2 separate regions of the Mus musculus genome follow, and region 2 is linked to region 1. Evidence: chromatin contacts called from ENCODE Hi-C or POLR2A ChIA-PET data. All regions are on one chromosome and are shown on one strand. The core of a region is the stretch at or near the end of the contact, and the rest is flanking DNA. Distances in the headings are between cores, read along the strand shown.

What was found. Hi-C counts contacts between places; a loop is a spot of excess contacts on that map. ChIA-PET counts read pairs that join two places held with the same protein, here RNA polymerase II (POLR2A).
Region 2: a map of left cerebral cortex shows a loop between it and region 1 (7-fold over the local background). The contact joins the promoter of Vcan here to the promoter of Xrcc4 in region 1. A Hi-C loop is called at or near these places in 14 of 37 maps with a recorded cell type or tissue (Patski, gastrocnemius, heart and 2 more). POLR2A ChIA-PET finds 5 or more read pairs at or near these places in 1 of 5 experiments (Patski).

The regions. Positions count from the first base shown.
Region 1 is chr13:90,086,891-90,091,645 of GRCm38, reverse strand. Xrcc4 (X-ray repair complementing defective repair in Chinese hamster cells 4) reads left to right here and starts at 2,038. Exons shown (of 8, transcript NM_028012.4): 1 at 2,038-2,149. It overlaps Tmem167 (transmembrane protein 167), which reads right to left and starts at 1,979. Exons shown (of 4, transcript NM_025335.3): 1 at 1,863-1,979. The coding sequence starts at 1,865.
Region 2 is chr13:89,739,839-89,744,593 of GRCm38, reverse strand. It overlaps Vcan (versican), which reads left to right and starts at 2,082. Exons shown (of 15, transcript NM_001081249.1): 1 at 2,082-2,521. All of the region lies in intron 1 of Gm4117 (a long non-coding RNA gene), which reads right to left.

The DNA of each region.
Region 1 (4,755 bases), core at 789-3,288:
TCTTTTGTACTGTCATTTTTATTGCTAATACAATAAGAATTATGGTAAAAAAATTTACCATTTTACTTTTCTCTCACAAACCTTTCTTGGATTTCCTCTGTGATTAATGGCACACTTGACCAAGGACCAGAATATAAAGACAAACGGAGCTGCTAAGTTTAATCTTTACCTTCTATGTTATTTATAACCAATATTATTTTTGGACATTACACTTAATATTTAACATGTGTAACTTATGACCAGTAACATCTCTAATAAAACATTCATTGCATACACTTTTTTTTTTCTCACAACACTTAAAAAAGTAAAACATACAGATTTAATACTATCACACATCCTTCCAAAGCCATTCTACAAATATAGGGATACATATAATTCACCCTTCAACCCTCCAATTCCAGTTACACACCCATATATTCAACAAATCATAAGTTAAAAAAATCTGGAGCAGAAAACTGCATATCTTCATGAACACACCAGTCACTTTTCTTGTTACCACTCCATAGAGTCATTAGATAAATCTGAGGCCTGGCTTTACTTACTAGGTACCCGATCCTAGACAACTCAGGCTCCCTACTTTTCTCTTCCTTTACCTGGAAATATCTCAGAAGTCAGGAATTTAAAGCAAGACAATGCTTAGAAACTACATCTTCTACACATCAAGTACTAGTAAACAAAAGCTTGTTTTTGGAAAAAGTTAAAATACTGTACATCTTAAATTATCTTGATTTTATCTAAGTAGGAGAGGATGTAAAATGTACCTTTGACTAAGAGCAAAGTCATTCTACTTGTTTCTCGGTAAATAGGCAAGAAAGCAACTTTTCAAGTTCTGTAACTGTTTATTAACATCCTTTTGACCAAGAATATACTATCTGCAGTACGAAGTAAAAAAAAAAAAAAAGGCTTTAATGGACTCAAATTCAGTATCTTCTAATCGTAGAATTTGAGGTCTAGTGGGGGTGGGAGAGTCCTGGCTGATTTTGAGATGATAACACAACAAGCTTTCTCTAGAAATATAGTTATAAATGGCTTCTAAACCCACTGAAGTGATAGTGAAGGGAGATTCCTGCATTTACCAGACTACTGAAAAGATGCATTCATAGATCTTTAAAAGTTAATTACTAATGTTTACTTTACTCAGGGGCTTTCTGTTCCTTGTCCTGACCTTTGTTGTTGTTGCTATTTGTGATTTATAGTGTAAGGTTTTCTGAGGTTTAAACTATTAAACAATCAATAATAACACGCATAGGAACTCCCAAAGTGAGTGGTGGTCTGCGAGTAAGGCTCAAGTTCCTTCGAGACAGTAACTAAAATCATTAAAAACATTCGTTTGCAAAGAAGTGTCTTTAGAATTGAAAAAACGATGAGGGAGGGGCCCTATCTCGCCATTGATTCCACAGGTAAAACGGAAGCAGTAGTATCTAGTGTTAAGAAAACCGGCAATCCATTAATTACTGCAGAAAGATGCAGGTTGGGTGACACAGGGAACACATAAAAGAAAGGGGAAAGGGGGAGACTGAGACTCCAGCGTTTGAAAGTGTATATCCGTCCAGATATTTGTAGCAGATGGCAATCGGCTTAGTGGAATGCCACCGTAATTCCACACTAAACAACGCAGCAAGTCGGCCTCTTGGCGAGGGGCCGAGTCCACCACCCGGGTTCTTCCTAGGACTGTTGGCCTGATGCTCCGGGATGTGCATCGCGGCCGCATGACTCCCAGCCTGTGCACCCTCGGATCCCCGGAGAATCACGCTAGCGCCAGGGCTCCCGCGCCCCACAGCGCCCGCACCATCCCCGCCGCCCCGCACGAGCCGCGGCCCCGCCGAGAAACTCAACCGCGGCCAGGAAGCCCAGGTTCTTACCATAGTGAGGCCGGTGCTGGTCCAGCCACATCACCCTTCCGGGCCGGGGCGGAAGAGGATGCAGGCCCGCTGTGCTTCCCGCTCGCTCCAGCGGTCCGGTTGGACCTATCGCGGCGCCTCCGCCCATGCCGCACCATTCAGACTCCGTGATAGGCTTCTGTTACCGGAAGAGGTGGGACTTGGCCGACGACTCGCAAACCACGGTATTAGCGGATTCTCTCATTGGGCGCATCGGTTTATCTCTGGCGTCCACAATTTTTAGAAGACCGGAAGTGGAGTACTGAGAGGTAGGGCCCGGAAGTGGCTGTGGTGTCTTTCCAGAAGCAATGCATTTTTTCCCCCCTTTCTATGTCAACCTCCTGTAGTCCCTGATTTTAGCTTTAAAGCTGCGCAGTGCGTGCTTTTTACCCTGTCTGTGACCCCCTGAGCCTTTTGTAGATGTAAGGTTTTCCCAATGTGAGCACCTGTTGGGCTCCTTCCTAAGTGTCTCTTTCTGTGTCACGTGGAATTTTCAGTCGTGAGGGACTCCTTGGAACTGTGCTGAGCTGCTCTGTGGTGGAGACTTGGATTTAAAAGGCTGCGTCCAGTGTGATGACCCACCAGCCCCTCCCGCCAGCCAATGCTGGCCTTGGCTGGCCCCCTCCTTGTTTGCACACTCTACATCCGGGGCTTAGACGTTCTAGGCCGTGGGGAGAGGGAAAGAACTCTGTGGTAGCTACTGGAAAGGAACGGCCCATTCCCGAGGGGATTATTTGGCTAGTATAAAACCAGTGGGTGAGAAACGATTTCACCTCTAGTTCTCTTTATGAGTTTTGTAGATACGGGGAAGATGTAATCTGATGTGTTCAATTTTATATACATTCTTGGAATGATTCTGAAGTCGGGCACTTTCCCCACTCTTCCAAGTGTATCAAAATTATGGAAATCCTGTGTGTTTAAATAATTGTTTTTTTCCTTTAGTCAGTATGGCTCTAGTATTTATTCAGAATGTTACCCATTCTTTAACTTAATGACCTAGAAGAAGTATAGAAAGCTTTAGTGAAGGAAACTGATGTGATATGTTAATTTCTAACCATTATTTAGCTGAATCATGAGAATCTAGTACTTATGGCAACACAGTACTTTTACCTAGTGCTATGCTATATGTGATTGTGTTTATTACTGCATTGTCATCCAAGATTTTATTTGAAATTATTACTACATTTTTAAAATCAGTTATACCCAACTGCTAAACCTGTTGATCAAATACTCAAGTTCAGAATCTGCATCTTAGTGGTATCAGGAGACTGCAGGACAAGGGATTTCTTTGAGTATTTGAATGGGGGACTGGGGATTAGGCCAATAGGAGAAGTGATTGTCATTGAATAGTCTCAAAATTGCTTTGTGTTATACTTACTATTTAAGTTGACTAACCATGAATGTTTCAAATGTAGACGTAGAAAATATGTTCTGAGCTCAGTAAGTTTGGGTTTTACAGTAGTGAAAGTGTTGGTAGATGTTATAACTGACTCTATTCATATAAAGATTGCTAGGTCCTACTGTTTGACACTTCAGGTTGATGTTTCTGTATGAGGTTCTGGTCCAGGCTCTAGTAAAGAGGCTAAGGTTGTTTAAGATGGTAATTGGTTTGTTGTATTTATGGGCAATTTAGGCCATAGTTTCTTATATATCTCAACTTTAGAATAGAGGCAATTAACACTTTTCAGTTCTTTGTTTTTGTTTTGTTTTGTTTTTCGAGACAGGGTTTCTCTGTATAGCCCTGACTGTCCTAGAACTCATTCTGTAGACCAGGCTGACCTCGAACTCAGAAATCCATCTGCCTGTACCTCCCAAGTGCTGGGATTAAAGGCGTGCACCACCACTGCTGGCAACACTTTTCAATTCTTAAGTTATCCATAGAAGTACATAGTGTCAGGAGGTAGAGTTGAACGTGTGTGTGTGTGTGTATACATATACATATATAAAAAATTTATTATATCCATGTAAAATAGCAAAATTAATATACCAGTGTGACCTGTGGGGAAGCTGCATGGCGATTCGGCACACAAAATCCTTGATTGTGTTTTTTGTTGCAAGTGAATGGTAATCACCATGTTAAATTCCTTTTCTTTATTTCCACTTCTAGTAGCTCTGCTGTGATTTTCATTTCTAATCATCATGGGTTAATTTACTGTTAAGAAAAGATCTTGACTGTGTTATTCAATTATGCAGACATTATTGTCTTCTCTGAATGTGGAAGAATATTTTCAATTTTCATTTCATAAAATCCAGAGTTGTATATAAAATGAGAAATTTATAGTTTTTGTAAGAGTGCATTGAGCTTAGGCCATAGTTACATATAAATTAGGCCATAATACATATAAATAATTAAAACCTGTTTGATACATTGTAAGCATTATAGTGAACATTGAATTTTCATCCTTGAGTGGAGGGCTAATGATGGAAAATTGTTTGATTGTTAGATGCTATTTATACAATAAAAAGTTTAAAATTCATTTAGTTTCTTATGCAGCCAGGCCACTTTCTCTACATTTCCCATTTGTTTTTGATTTCTGATACTGATATTATTTGAGGTTTCTTTTTTTTCCTCCAATTTTTTATTAGGTATTTACTTCATTTACATTTCAAATGCTATCCTGAAAGTCCCATATACCCTCACCCCTCACCCCGCTTTCCTATCCACCAACTCCCACTTCTTGGCCCTGGTGTTTCCCCTGTACAATAGTGTCTGCATTTGGTGGCTGATAATGGGATGGACGGCTGGGTGGGGCAGTGTCTGGATGGTCCATCCTTTCCTCTCAGCTCCAGTTGGAACATGCCCAGGAGAGGTATTGCGGGATCCTCCGGTAGTACAATGTCCAATTTTCTGAGGAACTGCCAGACTGATTTCCAG
Region 2 (4,755 bases), core at 833-3,332, 350 kb after region 1:
AGGTAAAACCCACACATTTGACAAGACAAAGTAAAACATCTCACAATAAAAACGTATCCAATCAATGACTTTTTATGATTTCCCATCATGTGTACATGATGCTTGCAGTAAATACTGATCATTATCATGTCTGGGAAACATGTAGCAATCTATTACTAGTTTGCTTCTGCCCTACTTCTTTGTAGACTTGTTTATTCAAGTGTATTGTGAAGGGAGAATAGGATAACAGAGAGTTGATAAGCTTTTAGGCCAATGATCTGTCGCAAAGTAGCCTTGGGCAAACCACTTAACTGTAAAACTCAAACTAGGTTCACTTGAATTTAAGAAATAAATTAATGATAATAACTTGAAGCGTTTCAGAGAAAAAATCTATCTACCCCAATGCCTGGAATATAAATAATAATGGAAATTCATTATATTTTATTTTTCTTCTTTCTGAATGAATTCCTATTGATTCAAGAGCTGTGTTCTGATAAGCATCTCTGGTCTGTGCAAGCTTGGGGTGAGTCTCTTTCCATACCTGGTTGTGTTGGCATGTTAAATGCAGTGACTGAAGTCTGATGTCAAGATGTGGCTCTCATTCTGCACAATATATGGGATGAAATTTCAGTTTTAGTAATGGCAGTACAATCGTCGCATAAAGGTTAAATAAGTCACTGTAAGCCAAACTGATTTCGAAATGGCCCGTAGTACAGTTAAGTCACTCACTACAGTGAGTGTAAGTAAAAGGACACATGAAATACACACCGGGGGATGAAATTGTACTGATAATCCTACCACATGTTTATCACTTAAGATCTATGATCATATTGAATCTACAAACCTTAGAAAAGGAGCCCACATGCAGAAGGGTCTAGGTTACAACTTTAGAACTGTGGTTGGCAGCCAATCTAATTAAAGAAATCCAGGGTAAAGACAAACTCTCTGCGTTAATCACTACCGTTTCTGAAGCCCTGTGTTTGATGTCATTCTCTAAGCAAAACATTCAGAGTCAATAATTACAAGGATATTTCCATATTGGTGTAGGAGGAAAAGTTTGTAATTGTTTCAGTACCCTGAGAGTTACTTCGACATGTCTTGCGAACTTATTTTGTCCTCTCTCTAGAAACTCATACTAGACTTCAACGTAACGGAAAATTCAAAGTCGCCCTTTTGTGAGGGTCAGAAATCCTTTGTATTAACTGTTTGACCCTTTGCTCTTTAAGGTCCTAATGGAGTCTTTTGTGATTCAGTGAAGGGTGTGCTTCTCTATATTGATGTTGTTTACATCGATGGATAAGCCTGAGTAGGGGAAAAAAAAAATTGCGAACGTGAAAGATTCCATTTCCAGACAACATGGAAAGACTGGTAAGTCAAAGAAATCTGAGTTAGGCAGAAAATTCTGCAAGATATCCTGTGAAAGACAGAGGTATGGAAGAAGGAAGGAAGCGAAATACATTTAAGGAAAGACGCGGATTTGTGTCAGAGAAAGGATTCTCTTTGAATGGGACAAGGGATTGCTTGGGGGGATTTCCTGTCCAACCCTTTATTGCCAGGGTCTTTGTGTAGGGCCTGATGCCGCGGGCTCCCCATTGGGCAGTTCCCTAGGGAGAGCAGTCACGAAAAGCTTTTGCGTCTCCCTGGGGCTTGGGATCTCACTTTCTCAGTATCTCTTTCAGGTTGGCAGGAGCATTGAGCCTGACACCTCTTCTGATGGGACGAGCAAGCTCCGTGGTCGCATTAAACACATTATACGCAAGTTCTTGGCTGATGTTATAGAGTCCCGTCCGCTCCTAAGGACTGACCATACTTAATTGCTCTGTGCTTGCTGGCCGCAGCAGAGCCTGGGGACTCCTTTCCCCTAATTCAGAAGTAGCAGCCCAGGGCGGGGAAGAGGGGGTGGGGTGGGGATGGGTGGGAAGGCAGTTGTTTGAGACTGCACAGCGAGGTGGTACCGAGTCGTTGAATGAGGAGCACGGATTCCCCCCACCCCCAGCCGATTGGTACTTCTCATCAGGAAGAAACGCTGAGAGGTGGGAGTGCCTGGCCAGGGAGGCAGGCGGTCCCTACCGCAGGCTGAGGGAGCTCCTTTCCGCCCCTCCGCCTGTTTCCAAGCTTGGGCTCTTTGGAGTGACTGAGCTACGGAGCTCTTCAGGAGCCTGTGAATGAACCCTCCTCCTCCTCTCCCTCCTCCTTCTCGCTGAGTCTCCTCCTCGGCTCTGACGGTACAGTGATATAATGACGGTGGGTGTCACAACCCGCATTTGAACTTGCAGGCGAGCTGCCCCGAGCCTTTCTGGGCGAAGAACTCAAGGAGCGCGGGCGCAGCAGCTGTGAGCATTAGGTGCTGTGGCCAAGCGCTGGGACAAGGATCTGCCGCTACCAGCGCATCCTCTCTCCTCTCCAGCTCTGTCCCGCACTCGCTGCACCCTTCCCCAGGCCACCGCGCTTCCTATGTGATCTTCCGGGGCAACGCGGAGCCCTTTCTCACAGCTCAGCAGTGAATTTCCACCCCGAAAACTGCAGTAAGCCGCCTTTCAAGGTAATCACTTTTCTTTTGTTCCCCCATTTAAAAGAAAGAGGGAAAACTTGTTGGGAAAAGAAAACCGTCCAGCTTAGTAGGGGGAAAGACTCACATTGTAATTGGAAGAGGGCTTTAATTAAAGCCAAGAGGACTAGCTGTAAGGCGAAGTTAGAAAAATGTGCGCACTTTCAAACATGAAGGTAACTTGTTAAAGAGATGAATTCAGATAGACCTTGGTGCTGAAAAAGAGCTAGACAAAAGAAGTCCGGGGTGGGGTAGAGGAAAAGGACAAACCGAATAGGGGGAAGGGATTTTGTAGCGAAATCCTAGAAAAGTCCTGCTATCTTGAGTTGGAGGAATGGAATGGACTCCTCACACCTTGATTTTGTTCTCTTTAAAGTGGTCGAGGCAAAAGTTTGAATGGAGAGTCCCCAAACTTGCCCAAATGCAAGCCCCTGAAACCACCTTAGGGCAGACCACCTGGTTTCCTGGCTCCGTGTGTGTGGTCAGTATCTTTGGTTCCTGGAAAGTCACCTCTGGGCAGCTCCTGACAAGGCAGCAGGATACTTTAGCGGCCCAGGACCTGCACGGACATGACCCTTTCCCCCAACCCCTCAGGCAATGTGGGAGGCTATCTGGCAGGGGTTGGGTAGGGTCCTGGGGCTGCTTTTCTTTGATGACTTGAGGGCTGTCAAAGCTCTCTCACGTTGCCCCTGTGTTCTTTTGTCCTGCGCGTGGTGCTCCCGAGCCAGCCGGGAAGGCGCATTGGATGGGGGTGGGGTTGTTGGAACACCGTAGAGGTCTGGGAGGCTCCTGGGCGGGAAAGCTTTCCCTGAACTGGAGGGGTGTGCAGTATCTCCCCCCTCGCTCTGGAAAACGAAATGAAGGCTTGTCCCCCAATCTTTACTAGCAAACCAGGACCCATAGATTCTCCAGACAAAGGTGGCGTGGAGACTCGAGTTGGGGACCAATTGGTGCAGTCTTCTCGCCTGGATTACAGCAGTCCTCTGTTCCCTTCTGTATCTTCATCCGCTCCCATTTCTCCACTTGAGTTGAGCAACTTTACGGGCTGGTGGAGTGGTTGTGGAGAGTGCGTGCCGGGTTTCCCCGGGGACGCCCTGGCTGAGAAAGTCCTACTGCCCTGAGTAGGCGTGGGCATTGCAGAGACTTCTCTAGTGCCTGCAGACCCGGGACATCCCGGTTGTCTCGGTTTGTTCTCGGTGTCAATGGGCGTGGACTGCTCAGAGGGGTTAGACAGAAGAAATAGTGGTAAGAAAATAATGTCATAGCCTAAACTATTTGCTCTCGGATCCAACTACGTTCGCCTCCGCATGTCCTACGTGTTCTCGGGATCCCGAGGAAAGGGAAAGAAATCTCCCCCGAGGCTGCAGGGCAATACTGCCTCAAGTACACCCACAGTGGAGACTCGCTATCTGTGTTCCCTCATCTTTGTGTCTCTTTCTCAGTCTCCATCTTCTCTGTCTTCTCTTTCCCCTTTCTACCTCCTCTGCGCTTTTGCGTCCCCTCCCCCACGGCTCACAAATGAATGGCTAGTGTGAAGTCCCTTCCGTCTCTGTCCAAGGAGGCAGGCCCAGAGGGAGGAGCAAGGGCGGGGGGTGGGGGGGGGCGGAGGCGGTGCGCTCCTTAAGATCTGCTTGCAGTTGGGTGTTTCGGACTAGCAGAACCCAGATGTCTAGGAATAGGGAGTTTTGTAGTAGGCGTGGGCTCCCCCTGATGGAAGAATTCAGCACAAGCGGAAAATAGGGCCAGAAAACCACTTTCATATCCTTTGGTTCAAAGAGAAGACCCAGTTCTCCTTTAATAGTCAGTTTTCCACTTCAGAATCTGGAAAGTGAGTCTTTGGGGTTTGGAGGAGACAAAAAGAAGGGAATTTGGTCTTCCCCAAAACACGGGCTCCTTTTCTTTCATCCGCGTGGCTTCCCGCGGCGCTCTGGGAGGCGCCTGCAGCTGGGCGGACTCACAACGCTGGTGACAGAGTCAGGTTTGTAGTTTCCTGACGTGCAATTTACTCATCATTAAGAAAAGTAATAAAGGCACTTGCTTTGGCAAATTTCGCTAAGGTCCTTGGTCACAATGCTAGGACTCTGTTCCAGGCTATTGTAAAAGAACCCCCCCTCCCCCCACTCCTCATCCCAAACTTAACTTTCTCAACATCAGGACAGGCGTTGCACATGGAAACTGGGAAGAAGGCGGGCGCCTAGAGGCAGAGGAAAAGAGTTTTTCCACTGGGA